2 separate regions of the Homo sapiens genome follow, and region 2 is linked to region 1. Evidence: chromatin loops called from intact Hi-C (ENCODE). Cell type or tissue: B cell. All regions are shown on one strand.

Region 1 (8,000 bases):
CCCTTGTAGTGTTGTCTTCAGCTTTCCTGGGGACTGTTGGAATCCGCTGCAGAGATGAGTGAGTAGTTAGACCGTGTCTCTTCTGAGCTGTTAGGCTGGGCTGCCATACATTTTGCCTCTGTTTCCAAGTCCTCCTCTGTGTGGTGCATGATGTGTGCTTCCTGCTGCTTGGCCTGCCTGCCTGAAAACCACCATACCATCACAAACTACCAGTTTTAATAAAATTACAGAATTCAAGTGACAAGTACAACTGGCCTACACAGCTGTGAGAACAAATTCTACAACTGATTTGAAGTAAGCATACAGCCCAACTGGTGAGAGAGAAATTCTCAAGGGTGACAGAGAGAGTGGCCTATTAGCTATCGGTGTTCAGTGTGCCCTGCCAGTGTGTAGAAGAGGGAATGGAGGCTGGTGAATCCCTGGTGTTGGTTTGGCAAAGTGTCATATCAGAGCTTCTGACTTAAGGCAGGGCTGGTTTTGGAGAAAATTGTAAAGAAATGTGCTCACTTGATGTTTTGGGGAGCTTTATTGAGGTATAGTTCATAAATAGGGATTATATATATTTAAGATACACAACTTGATGTTTTGATACATGTAGACATTGTGAAATGATCATTGCAATCAACCGAATTCACTTATCTATCACCTCACATATTTTCTTTTTTTCCTTCTTTCCCTCTCTCCTTCCCTGCCTCCCTCCCTCCCTCCCTCCCTCTCTCTCTCTTTCTTTCTTCTTTCTTTTTCTTTCTCTCTCTCTCTCTCCCTTCCTCCCTCCCTCCCTTCCTTCCTTCCTCTCTTTCTCTTTCTTTTCATTTCCTTCCTTCCTTCCTTCCTCCCTCCCTCCCTCTCTCTCTCTTTTCTCTTTCTTTCTTTCTTTCGCTGAGTACACTTGATATCTACCCTCTTAGCAAATTTCAAGTATATAACACAGTATTGTGACAGCACAGTAGTCACTCTACTGTATATTAGACTCTGAGCACTTATTCAACTTGTATAACTGAATTTTTATCGCCTTTGACCAACATCTCCCCACTTTCCCCCCACCTTAGCAACCATCATTCTACATTCTACTTCTAAGAGTTTGACTATTTTAGATTCTACAAGAAACATGCTCAGTTGGTTTTGATGCTCTGATCTTGCAGCATTCTCTGCCCACTGGCAGACACTCACAGTCCTTGAGTTTCCCTAGCTTCTCAGGGCCTCCCACCAAGTCTTTGCACCCAGTACGGGACACTGCCTCAATGCTTCTAGATCCCATTTCAGTGGATGGGATTTTAGGGCCTGAGAGTACAGAATTTTAAAAAATAAAGTAAGTGCAGAAGTATGAGTCTCTAGAATGCATTTCCTTGCAGTGTACTGTCTTTTGCTTGATAACCCTTATTATTTGCTAGATACGGAGATAAGTCCTCATACAAGGAAGAGTTACAGAAAGAGAAAATGAAAGCATCCTTGCCCTTTGGCAGCTTACATTCTAAGCAAATTTGAAATGCACATGTAATTTCTAATTAACCTTTAGAAATAAAAATAAATCTGGAAACAAATTAGGAAACATACCAGAGAGAATGTGGCCATTTTGAAATGCCCTTTTCTCTCAACAGTCCTTGTGATTTCTAGGATTATTGGGTTTTCTTCTTAGGCTATCCCATTAAACCTTGCAAGGTAAAGTAATGGAGAACCAAAAATGTCCCAGTTTCTTCTTCAATAAGTGGGTCTTTGTAGGTTGAGTCCCAAGGACCTTGCCAACAGTAAATGATCATATACTTGTTGATGTGTATTATGACTGTGTGTGCTTATTTCTTTTAATCTTGCCCTCTTGGCTAGACTATTATTTTTCTTTTCTTTTCTTTTCTTTTTTTTGAGATGGAGTCTCTGTCACCCAGGCCACCCAGGCTGCAGTGCAGTGGCACAATCTTGGCTCACTGCAACCTCCGCCTCCTGGGTTCAAGCAACTCTCATGCCTCAGCCTCCCGAGTAGCTGGGATTACAGGCGCCCACCACCATGCCCAGCTAATTTTTTATATTTTTTAGTAGAGGCGGGGTTTCGCTATGTTGGCCAGGCTGGTCTCAAACTCCTGACCTCAGGTGATCCACCCGCCTGGGTCTCCCAAAGTGCTGGGATTACAGGCGTGAGGCACCGTGCCAAGCCCTAGACTATTATTTTTCAATCATAGTACCTTTTCCATTTAGAGTCCACACAACTTCAGATCTTTGTCCCTAATGGGTGTGTATTAAGTGCTAATTTACATATGTTATGTATGTTATGGCAAACTGAGCAAGTATGGTCATTACAGGCAAATGCTTCGCCTGTGGCTGTGATTTCCACATTGCTGTATACACAGCACATCTACTCCCAGGCTTGTTCCGTTTTCAGACCTTGCGTGATGGCCCTCAGCACAACAGAAAGTTCTCCAACTGGTAAACTTTTACCTACCTGACTCCTGAACCGTGGTACCTGCCAAAACAGGCCCAAAGACTATCCCCAGCCCTTTCTTTCTTTTAAGCCCTCCTAACAATGACTGTGTTGTCCCTCCTAGTATTCTGTGTGCTTCTAACATTCTGCTTTAGGAATACAGTACTGTCTTTCAAGAGGCTGATTAGAAGGAAACAGAAATTGGGCAGTTGAAGACAATTCCTAGTCATGTTCTAAAAATAACAGATTGTTGAGGCAGTGTTGGAAGTAGGCTTCTTGAAATGCACACACTGTCCTTGTCTGATCATTGTCTATTGTGTTGAGTAAGGTGCCTTATGCACAAGAACATACAGGCCCAGAGAGATCCATTGCCACCATTTTTAGTTAGAGGTCATAATAGCCCCAGGGGTTTCACAGTCTGTCTCAGTGGAACTGATCTTGGAAATCGCCTCCTCCCACAGTCTTGTCATTATCCCATTTTCAATTCGCCCTGCTCACTGGCAGATAGCATCTCTTTGGGAGATGGATGGGGACTGCAAGTGAGTAGGGACTGCGGGCTGGGGGTGAGCCCCTTCTCTGAGCTCCTCTTGTCTTTACCAGGCTTTTAAAGTGCACAATCATTTTTTCTTTTATTATATAAAGGTGGCAGGTTTATGTACAGTTAAGGAAGAATCCTTTGCAGGTGGCCAGATTTTTATTTCTGCTCGCTGCATGTGGAAGGGGGTGAACTAAAAGGATATAACATAAATTAAAACCCAAGCAGGTGGTTTCATGCTCAGGGACCGAGTTGGAAACATTGCAACGTGGAGGCGATATTCAAATTAAAATGAGGAAACACGGACATGCTTCGATTACTGTGACAGATAATGTCAAGAACTTCTTTCCTGGCAGGGTAGATTCTGATGTGGACTAAAATTGATTTGTGTAGTTATCGCCCTGTGGTCTGTGGAAAAGTAAACATCGAGACCAAAATAATCTCTCTACCTATGGACGCAGGAGTAGTGAAAGGAGATGCACCACCCCTGGCCTTTGGCACTGTGTGTCAGGTTGGGGCCATAGCCTTACTCTTGGGAGTGGGCAAACCCTATCATCAGGCCCCGTGCGGAGGGAGTCATCTCCTCCACCGCCCAGGACTCTTTACACACGGAAGAATACCACCTTTTGGCAGAGGCAAGAGCACTTCATGTTAGTGACGCTTCATGTGATGGAGGATAAAGGGACAACACTCTTCTCTCCTGGCGTCCGGTAATTTTCATCATTTTAGAATAAAAGGAAGGTGCCGTCAAGACAAACGAGGAGTTATTCTTAGTTTTGGCAAGTCCTAAAACAGTGATACGGGGGCTGAAGAGTTCACGTGGAGTAGAAAGTTATTGCCAAGGTAAGTGATCGCACAGGCCCATGATCCCACAGTGCATACATTGACTCTGTAATTCGGTCTCCATAGAAGTTGATTCAGCACCACTTTTGCACCGAGTGGGTGTGGCTGTCACGAAGAGAAAGCCAGTGGGAGCAGAGATAGTTGATTTATGTAACAACTTTCATGCCTCATAGATTGTTCCATTCTCTAGAAGAAATAATTACCTGCTTATGAGCAGTTCTTTGGAGCAGAGCTCTGCTTCTTTTCTGCATAGTACAGACGTTATTTATTTCTAACTTTTGCCTCTGGGCCCTCAATATGTAGTCCAAATATACCACAGAAACACGAGACCTCTAAGGCAGCCAGGCACAAAATGTCGAATTGAAGGGAAAAAAGCAAGGTTAAAAAACAGAAATCATAAATTATCTTCTTGAAAAAATTACATGCATAGCACCAATCATTCTTCAATTCCTCCATAGCAATTTGACCTGATACTCATTTTTAAAACACAGCTCTCATTCTGGGTATCCTCTCAGCTTTCTGGGATAGGTTCCTGAAACAAAAGCCAAACAAAAGCCGAACATTCTAATGAAACATGGCCACAAACACTGGTGCAAGAAGTCTCCAAATCACTCAAAAGAATGTATATAGCATGAGTCGTAGGGAGTACTTTCTAGATGAATGAGCCTTGGGCTTGTTTTCGTCACTGGAAGGAAACGATTGTCTGACATCTTTGGAGTTGGAACATGGCTCTGAGCAGTTAAATTATTTCTGACAGAACTGCTTAAGGCAACTTCATATGGTTAGGGGGAAGCCCTATGAATTATTGAATTGCCCATTTTCCTGCACACAGAATTTCTCACATGAACCAATTTACCATGGGGACAGATAAAGTACAAAGCAGGAAAAAAAAAAAAGCAGAGGCAGTTTTTAAGAAGGAATATTCTAGGAACCTGGGTGCTGGGGTTTGGAGTTAATCAAGTTTACGAACTTCTCATCTCTGCTCCATGAGGGACTGGAAGCTGGCATTCATGAGATTACTGGAAATGATCTACACACAAAGGAATTTGATAAATGCTAGCTTGATACCCACTATAATATGTGTTTTGGGTAAGAGAGGAGAAAATGGAGAGACAATGGCAAAATGTACAGAGTCAGCAGTTCTGACTAGGAAGAGGAAGCAATAGTCATTCAGCTCATTTGCTGCTCAAACCAAACAGATCCACTTCACACCAACAGAGTTGCCTGGGGGCCTCCTTATCCCTGTGTCTCAGGAGTTGGGGTCTGGGGCCTCGGGTCTTTTTCTGCTCCAGCACGAGAGGATCTGCTTTGGTTTGCAGCAACAGCAGACGGATGGAGAACCTGGTACTGTTTGGGGCTCTGCCTGTTTGGTGGTAACTTCTCAGATGGACAAGTGGGCTCCTCTCTGCCTGCAGAGAGCTATTATCATATATATGACTCTCCAAGAGAGCAGCCAGGATAGGCCTTAGGCATCGTTAAAAAAAGAAGTTGAGGCTGGAGATGGCTCATGCCTGCCTTCCCAGCATTTTGGGAAGCCAAAGTGGGAAGATCTCTTGAGGCCAGGAGTTTGAGACCAGTCTGGGCAAAGTAGCGAGACCCCATCTCTACAAAAAGAAGAAGAAGAACAAAAAAAAATTAGCCAGGCATGGTGGCCTGCCCCTGTAGTCCCAGCTACTCAGGAGGCTAGGTTGGGAGGATCACTTGAGCCCAGGAGGTTGAGGCTGCAGTGAGCTATGATGGTGCCACTTCACTCCAGCCTGGGTGATGGAGTGAAACCCTTTCTCCAAAAAAAAAAAAAAAAAAAGAAAAAGAAAAAGAAAAGAAAAGAAAGGAAGGAGGAAAGAGACAGAAAGAAAAGAAAAAAGAAAAGAAAAGACGTCAACTAAATTGACTCTCACCCAGAGGCTTTCCCTTCCCTGAGGCCATTAGCTCTTTCTCCTAGCAGAGTCTATTAACCTCATAGAGTCTGTATTAGTCTGTTTTGCATTGCTATAAAGGAATACCTGAGACTGGGTAATGTATATAAAAAAAAGAAGTTTAATTGGCTTATGGTTCCGCAGGGTGTACACGAAGCATGATACCAACATCTGCTTCTGGTGAGGGCCTCAGGGAGCTTACAATCATGGCGGAACATGAAGAGGGAACAAGCTATCACATGGCGAGAGGGAGCAAGGGAAGAGAGGAAGGTTGTAGTCTCTTTTTAACAACCAGATCCTGCTGAACTCATTACGGGGGGAAGGGCACCAAGCCATTCATTAGAGATCCACCCCCACGAGCCCCACCTCCCACTAGACCCCACCTCCAACATTGAGGATCACATTTCAACATGAGATTTGGAGAGAACAATATCCAAACAATATCAGAGTTTATTCTCATTAAATGGTTGATGACTACTGACACTTTGGGCAGAATCATTCTTTGTTGTGAGGAACTTCCCTGTTCACTGTAGGATGTTTAGCAGCATACCTGGTCTCTGCTCACTAGATGCCGGTAACAACTAATAATTTATAAATCTATGTATGTCTCATGCAATATTTGGAACATAGATACACTAAGTAATTAGTTACTGTTTATTTGAAATCTAAATTGAACTGAGTGTCTTTATTTTATCCAGAAACCTTCTTGGGATATAAAAATTGCCTAGCTTGAGAACCACTGGGCTTAGGTATTTTCACTTTGAGAGACCAAAGGAATCAATTTCTAACTGTAAAACTTCCACTTCCGCAAGATGGAGGGTGAAGATATAAAATGGCCAGAAAGTACACGAAAAGATGCTTAGCATCATTAATCATTAGGGAAATGCAAATAAAAACCACAGTGAGATAACACATCACACCCGCTTGGATGGCTGTATTAAAATAGACAACAGTAGCAAGTATTGATGGGGAGGGGTAGCTGTTTGGAAAGCTGTCTCCAAACAAATTTTGCCCTTGGCCTCACAACACATACCTCTCTGGACTAATGACATGATGAGGGTTAACCTTCCCAAAATGGAAGAAAACATACCATGAGAACAAAACATGAACTAATACCTTCAGAAAAAATCTCTGCTACAAATCTGGCAGGTTCCCTTGCTTTCTCCGCTTCAAGTTTTCCTTGCTTCCACCCACCCTCCATATCGCTAAGACAGTGGTTTTTCTAAAACAGGAACCTGATTGTGTGACCCTACTCCTTGAAAATATAATGGCTACCAATGACAATGGTAGCATCCAAACATCCAAATGCCTTCCGATGGCAGTCAAGGTCTTCTGCAGTGTAACTCCAACTCATGCTCCCAGTCTGTTTGTTTGTTAATAACAGTCTCATTGGCATATAATTCACGTAGCCTACAGTTCACCCACTTACAAGGTACAATTCAATATACTTTTATTGTGGTCACAGAGTTATGCAACTGTCATCCCAATCAATTTTAGGACACTTTCATCAACTCCAGAAGAAACCCAGTATCTACTAGCAGTCACTTCCCATTTCCCCCCAAAATCTTCCGCCCATCCCTTGGCAATCAATACGCTACCTTTTGTGTCTGGCTTCTTTTCATATATTTTTAATTCAGGTAAATGGAAGTAGACTTTAACACTTTTTGAGAGTTTTTCTGTACCTTTTTTCAGCTCAGCGGATCCCCTGGGAAGTCTGAGGGTAGGTTGGGAGGGACTGAAATAAACAAGATATTGTTTATATTAACGGTCAAACCTGTGTCGGCCACATGTCTGAAACGTTTCACCCCCTTATCTACTGTTATCTCAAATATATGTCCTTAATGTGTTTCCCACAGTTCTTATCAGTCCTGTACTAACTAGTTACGACTTGTAGGATTAATTAACTTGTCATAAAAGGCGTTAGCTGAAGTAGAAATGTGCATAATCAAAACTCTTTACTTTACAGCCAATATGTAAAAATGCTAGCTCTAAGGCTAGCGTGAATTGACGTCATTTAAAAAGCTTTATTCCACTGTCTAATTGTGAAATAATATCAGCAAGGCTTGTTAAAAGCCACAAAAAACAATTTGTAATCAAAAAAACCATTTGTAATCAAGATCTCATTTTTGTGTTTTTTTCCCAACATAGTGCAGCAAATAATAGTAGAGACCCTCTCTGGAGGCTTTCATAAACTTTTCAGCCTAGATTGTGGGAGACTGAGGCCTGTAGACCCGTCTTCAATCACAAAACCATTCTATTGATTCTGGCTTAAGTGGCTCTACAGCTGAACACAGAA
Region 2 (8,000 bases), 54 kb before region 1:
TGCAAAGTCTTTACAAGCATAAATAAGTAGTGTTAAAATAAGATTTGTCTGGCTGGGCACAGTGGCTTACACCTGTAATCCCAGCACTTTGGAAGGCCAAGGTGGGCAGATCACTCGAGACCAGGAGTTTGAGACCAGCCTGGCCAACATGGTGAAATTCCATCTCTACTAAAAATACAAAAATTAGTCAGGTGTGGTGGCGCACGCCTGTAATCCCAGCTACCAGGGAGGCTGAGGCACGAGAATCACCTGAACCCGGGAGGCAGAGGTTGAAGTGAGCCAATATCACACCACTGCACTCTAGCCTGGGCGACAGAGTGAGACTCTGTCTCAAACAAACAAAAAAAAAAAAGATTTGTTTGTGGGGTTAACCTGACATTGCTCCTTTGGGATAAATAGGTGGTGTGATTATAGAGTTGGTGAGAAATCCATGCACAGAACTGTTAACTGCTTTATCAGAACGCTCTTGCTAGCAGCAGATTTGACATCAGAATTTTAAGAACTGGGTGTGTTTCCTGACTCTGTTACGCTGCACCATTGCTAGTGTCGCACTGATGTTTCACCCATTTTTGTTTCATAGTGCCAGCCTTTGTTCCTTCAGAGCTGATTTATCATCTCTGAAAGTTCTGGATGTCCAGGCATCAGTGGTGAATCTATCAAAGATGGCCCATGATCTCTTGGAGGCCTGACTCTAATCATCAGGATTATCCCATTAGGGATAGAATGGAGGCCACTCTACATGCACCTATTTGGTCTTTGATCATTCTCATGCCCCCAGCCAAAGGGAAATTGAGAAGGCTGTCTGGGTGATCAGAACAGTTGTCCATGACAAATTGAATGGAGGTCACCTCCTCTGGGGTTCCTGACAACTGGGAATAAATCCAGGCTGATGACCCAGATGGGAAGGCTGCCCAGTATGTAAATGGTCAGTCATCATTCTTGTCTTGCTGGACAGCTTCACGGAGATTAATCTCCCTAAAGCTGTCCGGCACCCTGAGTGAGGTGTCAGTTCAGGTGATTTCCCCAGTGTCCCGTTCTGATCTCTGCTGTCCGCTTGCAAGCTTTCCTAAAAGGATTCTGCAACACAGGCAAAGTATTTGTTGCAAGAGTACAAGGCAGCAAATGCAAGGTATTTGTTTGGGATTGATATCATTAGAAGGAAGAAGAAGAAAGGGTTGGAGAGGATGACAACGAAAGAGAAAACCCTGGACACTGGCATATTCAATGTTCTTTTTAAAAGAAGAGGAGAGTGTGCGTGAATTTCTGGTTTCAGATCTGACTTATCAACTACCAATGAAACTTTACAGAATGGAATTCCAAAGCATACATGCTCCATTCTGAGTGAAAGTCAATAAAACCAGCCATACATATTTATTGCCCCTTGTAAAAATAAGATTGTGTCTTTATTTTTTAATACAAATTATTTTTAATGGAGGCTCTGCAGCCTGTGTAACCCTGTCCCCAAGCTTCCCTACAATCTCCCATAGCCGTTCTGAAATTTACATTTAGGAATGTTGTTTGCTGTGATAAACTGTTCAGTTGTGCTCCATTGGCTTTAGACCATTTAACCTCAAGACAGCTGCCTCTCCACCACTTCAACCCAAATATTCAATATTTTAATTTCATGCTAAGATGTAAAGAACGATTTGTGTTTTTCAAGTGTTGAAAAGAGAGAAAATACCCTTAAATGGCGATAGTAATGTTGCTTAAAGGAACTGTGTATGATAGAAGTTAGAGGATGGGAACCCTATTTTGTAATCCCCAAAATTGTGATCTTTCCATTAAGTTGTTATTTCATATAGAACTTACTGTCAATTTAGACCTCAAGTCCTACGTATTGTTACTAGATGACAGCTTCCCAATCTGATCCCTTTGCACTTAATATTTTCCGCCTGAAGTGAAGGACCCTGAGTTGGCGGTTACCTGTCATCTGGGTAACATTGGTGTCTGAATTCAGCTTATTTAGGTTTACTTTGATCAGAGTTCTTTCAGAGACTCCCCGTCCCACACTCAGCTTTGCGCCACCTGCAAATCTTGTAAACCAGTATAATAAGGTGATCCTGGTTAGGACTGGACCTTAGTCACAGCTTTGGGGACCTCAAAGAACAAATACTGAACAAATAGGTAGTTAAATGTTGGGGGTGTGTATTTTGCTACATAAGAGAGGGAGATGTGGATTTATATTTGAGGCAAACTATCCCTTTGTTTTGAGAAAACTTTCTTTTAGTTATATGAATATAAAGCAAGTGGTATCTATTGTTATTGAGGAAGGCCTTTGCTGTGGTCAAGTAACTAGATTTTACTGGGAAATCTCCCTATTTCAATTTGATTGCATACATTGCATACATTTTAGTAATATAATTTGTGTGCATCTTTTAGCTGGGTTATGTCTTTGCGGACTTCACAGTTTTTTAGGGGACGAGCTGCTACTTTTCTCAGTAAATTTAATTGTAAGTTATGTTTGGGAGGATGCACGTGTGTTCTCGTCCTAGGAGCTGTTTGCAGGACATCCAAAGGGAAGAACCTGAGAACTGCAATAAGGCCTGACAGCATGAGTTCTATTTCAGCCTGGACCACTGCCGTTATTTAACTCTGAATCATCCTGATGACCTTGGGAAATGGATAATTAGACTATTGCCTTCTGATGATTTGGGGGGCCCATGTTTCTAGGGAGTGGTCCCACTGTATTTAATCCGGGATAGAGTTTAATTTTAGAACAGAAAATAAAAAACTGGGGAAGGAGATCTTGAACTTGGGTGATGGAAAATATTCCTTTCCTTCTCAGCCCTCAACTGGATAAGTAGTTGTCTGTATCCCTCTGTGCGTCACTTATTCCCTGAAACGGTGGTGTCTGTTTTGCTCATCACTTTACCCCCACGCCTAGCATGATGTCTAACATGCAGCAAGCAATGAATATAGATTTTTTTAAGTGAATGATAGAATGAACAAATACTAAAAATGTTCACCAAAGGATGGCTAAATATACAGCATTCTTAGAATAACTGTACCTTAAATTACAAGACGTCTTCCTTACTAGAACGTACAGTTTTTGAGGGAAAAACAAAAAGACACGGTTCAGCTTGTCATCCAGCTTTTAATGAACCACCATTTGGGTCCTATTTATAGTGTGTTCTCTCTAGCTGGGTGGAAATGGGTTGGTTTTACTTTCCAATGCATGGGGACAAGCTGTGAAAAGTGCGTATCAAGATTCATTAAAACAAAAATGAAAGCAAGTTCAGTCTCCAAACCATCTTCTTTCCTTCATTGTAACAAAGAGTTTGCATTTAATGTTGGATCCTGAAACAAAAGTTTGCCCAAGAGTCAATTGTCCCTCTACCTAAGCCTGTTTCCTTCCAGAAGCAGGCAGTTTGTCAGGCCCCCAGAGGGAGGCTGGATCCCTGCAGAAACGGCTTTGAGGGTAGTTCTTTCAGCAAGTACACCATGTCTGTTTCTGGTTTGGCTTTTCAGTTTCCTGGAGTTGTTCTTTTGAACAGAGCGGGCAAAGCCTTGCTAAATACTGCAGCTCATTGAAACCCCAGTGTTGAATCCCCATTTCGGATTGTTTTCAATGTATTGAACTCCCCTGGCTCTCGTGAACTTTCCCTTGGTTCACTGTAGAGGGTGGGTGTTGGAGTCCTGGGAGACTTCTCATATTCTGTTGTTAAACAGCTGTTTCCAGAGGCCTGTTACCCTCACACCCACACAAGTCTGAAAATAGCAGCCATGTCCCTCCCTGTACGGTCTGTGCTTTCAAAGGCACAGTTTTCTCAGTTCTGCCTTGCAGTTGCCTTCATTTCTCTTTCTGGTAAACAAAGAATCAGGCTATTTTGTTTAGTTGGTTACAAGTTGTTTTCAAAACACTTCAACCATGGTAAGCAACAGAATACATAAATGCAACGGACGTAAACCAGGGAAACAGCCAACTTTTTTCGATGCTTGCTCTTTTGGAAAGTGTTGGCTGCTCTGGCATAAAGGAGATTGTTTTGTTGACTTAACAGTCCGTATCAGAGTTACCCAGGGCTTACTTATGAGAACTTCTGGAAGAATAGCTCCCTGCTGCAGAGGGGGGCTCCTCTTCTGACATTTGCTTTTCAAAACTTTTTCTTTCACTGATCTTTTCAAGTTTTTAGTTGTTTTTAAATTGAGCTGAGATGTGCATAACATAAAATTGACCATCGTAAAGTGAACAGTGCAGTGGCATTTAGTACATTCACAATACTGTGCAACCACCACCTATGTCTAGTTCCAAAATATTTTCATCACCCCCAAAGAAATCCCTATACCCATTAAGCAGTCACTCCCTATTCTTCCTTCGCCCCCTAGCGCCTAACAGCAACCATTCTTCTTTTTGTCTCTGTGAATTTACCTATTGATATAAATGGATTCATATAATATGGGATGTTTTGTGACTGGCTTTTTTCACTTATCATAACGTTTTCAGGGTTCATCCATGTTGTAGTGTGTGTCAGTATTTCATTCCTTTTACAGCCAGATAATATTCGTCATATGTATATACCACATTTGGTTTATCCATTCATCTGTTAATGGATAGTTTCCACCTTTTGGACATTGTGAATAGTCCTGCTATTTATATTGGTGTACACTTATCTGTTTGAGTGCCTGTTTTCCATTCTCTTGGGTATATACCTAGGAGCAGAATTGTGGCATCATATGGTAACTCTGTTTAACTTTTTGAGGAACTGTCAAACTGTTTTCCACAGTGGCTGCACCATTATACATTCCTACCAGTAGTGTACAAGGGTTTCCATTTCTCTGCATCCTCATCAGCACTTGTTATTTTTTATTCTTTTGATTATAGTCATCCTAGTGTGTTTGAAGTAATCTCTCATCATGGTTTTGATTTGCATTTCCCTAATGACTAATGATGTTGAGCATATTTTTGGAAGCTTGTATATCTTAGTATATCTTTGGAGAAATGCCTATTTAAGTTTTTTGCCCATTTTTTAAATGGGCTGTTTGTCTTTTTTGTTGTTGAGTGCTAAGAGTTCTTTATATGAGTCCCTGTATACTAGACCCTTATCAGATACAAGATTTGAAAATATTTTCTTCTATTCTTTAGGTTGTCTTTTCACTTTCTTGATAAATGTCCTTTGATGCACGAACATTTTTAATTTTGATGAAGCCCAATTTCCCCAATCCTTTTTTACACAAAGGCATGGAGGTGCAGATGGAAGAGGTCTAGTTGTTCCTGGGTCTAGCTTATGAACTAATTTGACCCTCAGAATATTGTTGAGCTGTGCTTGTCCTGGCTACAGAATTATACCCACAGGTTTTATTTGAAGATGCTTCATTTAAAACCATTATAATTTTGTATTTTACTTGTCTACAGATTTTCTTTATGTTAGAAAAGTGTACTATTATAAATCTAGGTATTCTTGGCTGGAATATGTTATTTACCACTGGAGCTTAGAATATGCTGTTACTTAGAAAGAGTGGAGTATGTAATTGATGCCACCCAATATTATGTCTGTAGCTCAGACCGCTCTTCTGGACTCTGAATTCATGTGTCCATCTTCCCAAGGGTGTTTACTACACATTTTGAATTTAGAGTATTCCCAATCAAATCCTTGTTTTCTACCCTCCTTTTATTAACACATGCTGGCCTCCTCAGTTTTCTACATCTCAGCAAACAGCAGCTTCATTTTTCCAGTATCTTAGACCAAACACACTGGATTCATCCTTGATTCTTTTCTTTCACATCCTACATCCAGATCATTAGCAAATTCTGCTTATTCGACCTCCGAAATATGGACATATCTCTTCGCCTGCAGGGGTATCAGCCAGTTAAGCCACATCTTAGTAGCCTAGATTCTTATCCTCTCACTCGTCTCCTGTTTCCCTCTCTTTTTTCTCTACAACATATTCTTCACATATAGCCAGAGGAATCCTTTCCAAAGGAGCATCAGGTCATGTCACTCTGGTGCCCCAAACCCTGCAGGGGGCTCCCATCTCACTGGAGTGAGGCCCCAGCATGCACTGCCCGCCTTCCTCTCACCATCTGCTCTGATGTCCTTGCACGCCCCTCACCCCAGGCTCACTCTGCTGTAGCTCCCAGGCCTTGCTGTTTCTCAAGGATTCCACTGGCTGTGTACTGCTGTCCCTTCTGCCTGAAACACTGTTTCTCCTGGAAACCAAAGAGCTCATCCCTCACTGCCTTCAGGGCTCTGCTCAAAGTTCTTCTGCATCTGGGAGTCCTGTTTGACTCTCAAGCAGAGAGTCCTGCTGGCACAGCGCTCTCCACCCTCCTTACTCTGCTTTTCCTTCATCACACTTTGCACGTGGCTACTTTTACATAGCACATAATAGACATTTATTGTCTGTCACTATTTATTAGGTTGATGCAAAAGTAATAGCAGTTTTTACCATTATTTTCAGTGGCAAAAACTGCAATTACTTTTGCACCAAACTAATATTTCCACCAACACACACACACACACACACACACACACACACACACACACAGAGTTGAGGTCCAACTGAACAGCTCAATAAAGAAAAATTCTGCATTCCATGCACATTGTGTGACTTTCCTTCATCGATATGAAAAATAGAGGGACTGGATGCATAGTAGTTTCTATTTCACGATGACCTTCAAGGTCTGCATTGCAGCGCCCATTCTGAATTACTCAGTGTATTGATTTTTAAACAGGAGTGCCTCCATTTGTGTGATGCAGTCCATTGTGCTCCTAATCCATTCATTAGGGATTCCCAAGTTGCCTTCATACAATGGACCACATCTCTTTGAAGAAACTATTATGGATTTCCATGTGGAGTCCCAGAGGATTAAAATAAAGCCTTGAAGGTTAGAGGAGTTGCCCCAGTCTTGTGATCTGTTAGGCCCTCTGAGTCATCTTGGCAATTGGTGATCCCAGTTCATAAGATTCCAGGAAATGTGATTGTATCAAATGATAGCATCTAACACGAGAGCAGTGACTCTTTCTGTTTCCTCTTTTTGTAACACAAAGGAAATTCAAACAAGTGTTTTTAGGTCTTATTGCATTTTACCAACTCTTTTCAGATGGGGAGAAAGTGTTTGGCATTCATTTTCTAGGTCATCAATATGTTCCGGGTAGAACACTCAAAGAAGGCTAGGTGGAAGTGCCAAAGGGATTACTGAGTGCACTGTACCCGTTTACCAGATTAAGAAACTAAGGCCTATGACCCATGTGGCTTGCCTGGGGTCCCAGAGCTAAATACTGGTAGAACAACTTATTTGAGGGAACTGAAGCATAGCAGATTGAGGTTCCTTTCCAGTGACTGCACAGCCACTCAGGGAAGAGCAGGAACTAGAACCCAGGCCTCCTAACTCCCTAGTCAGCATTTTTTCCCACTCAACTGCTGGACTGCTGGTTTGTCTCCAGCCCCTCTTTTTTTTTTTTTTTGGAGACAGAGTCTCACTCTGTCAACCAAGCTGGAGTACAGTGACACCATCTCGACTCACTGCAACCTCTGCCTCCCAGACTCAAGGGATAGTCCTGCCTCAGCCTCCTGAGTAGCTGGGATTACAGGTGTGCACCACCACACCTGGCTAATTTTTGTATTTTTAGTAGAGATGGGGTTTCACCATGTTGGCCAGGCTGGTCTCGAACTCCTGACTTCAGGCGATCCACCTACCTTGGCCTCCCAAATTACTGGGGTTACAGGCGTGAGCAATGGCACCCAGCGCCTCCATTCTTTAATGACATTCTCTTTAGAGAATTGGGGTTTATGGTGCTGTTCAGAAGGCGGCAATTGTTTAACTGAGTCAATGTCCTGATAAGATCAACCTGTCTTCCTTTTTGATAATCAGACCTCACTTTATTTAACCTTTGTAAATATGCTGATGCACGAAGACCGAGTGAGTGAACATGTCCATGAGCTAGCTTTCCAAAGGCAATTGATTGCTTTAAAAAAATGTTAGCTTTGCACAGTGGTTCTCAAAGCATGGTCCCTGGACTAGCAGCATCAGCATCACCTTGGAAATGCAAATTCTTAGGCCT

The links. Hi-C counts contacts between places; a loop is a spot of excess contacts. Peaks named below come from ENCODE experiments on the same cell type or tissue, not always from the same donor. Only the 100,000 strongest peaks of a DNase experiment are listed, where the experiment ranks them.
Region 2: it touches region 1 in a loop (4-fold over the local background); 15 of 110 quality-filtered maps call a loop at or near these places.

Annotation. Positions count from the first base shown.
Region 1 is chrX:13,415,357-13,423,356 of GRCh38, reverse strand. It overlaps LOC124905248 (a long non-coding RNA gene), which reads left to right and starts at 3,252. Exons shown (of 2, transcript XR_007068395.1): 1 at 3,252-3,788. In B cell, no CTCF peak of the experiment used is centred here; DNase peaks (open chromatin) are centred at 2,366 and 3,276; H3K4me3 peaks cover 1,214 bases; H3K27ac peaks cover 3,956 bases.
Region 2 is chrX:13,469,495-13,477,494 of GRCh38, reverse strand. No RefSeq gene overlaps it. Among named protein-coding and RNA genes, the nearest start is that of EGFL6, 96 kb to the left of the region's middle. RefSeq lists enhancers at 3,793-3,842, 5,962-6,101. In B cell, no CTCF peak of the experiment used is centred here; DNase peaks (open chromatin) are centred at 3,434, 3,464 and 3,614; H3K4me3 peaks cover 1,657 bases; H3K27ac peaks cover 4,479 bases.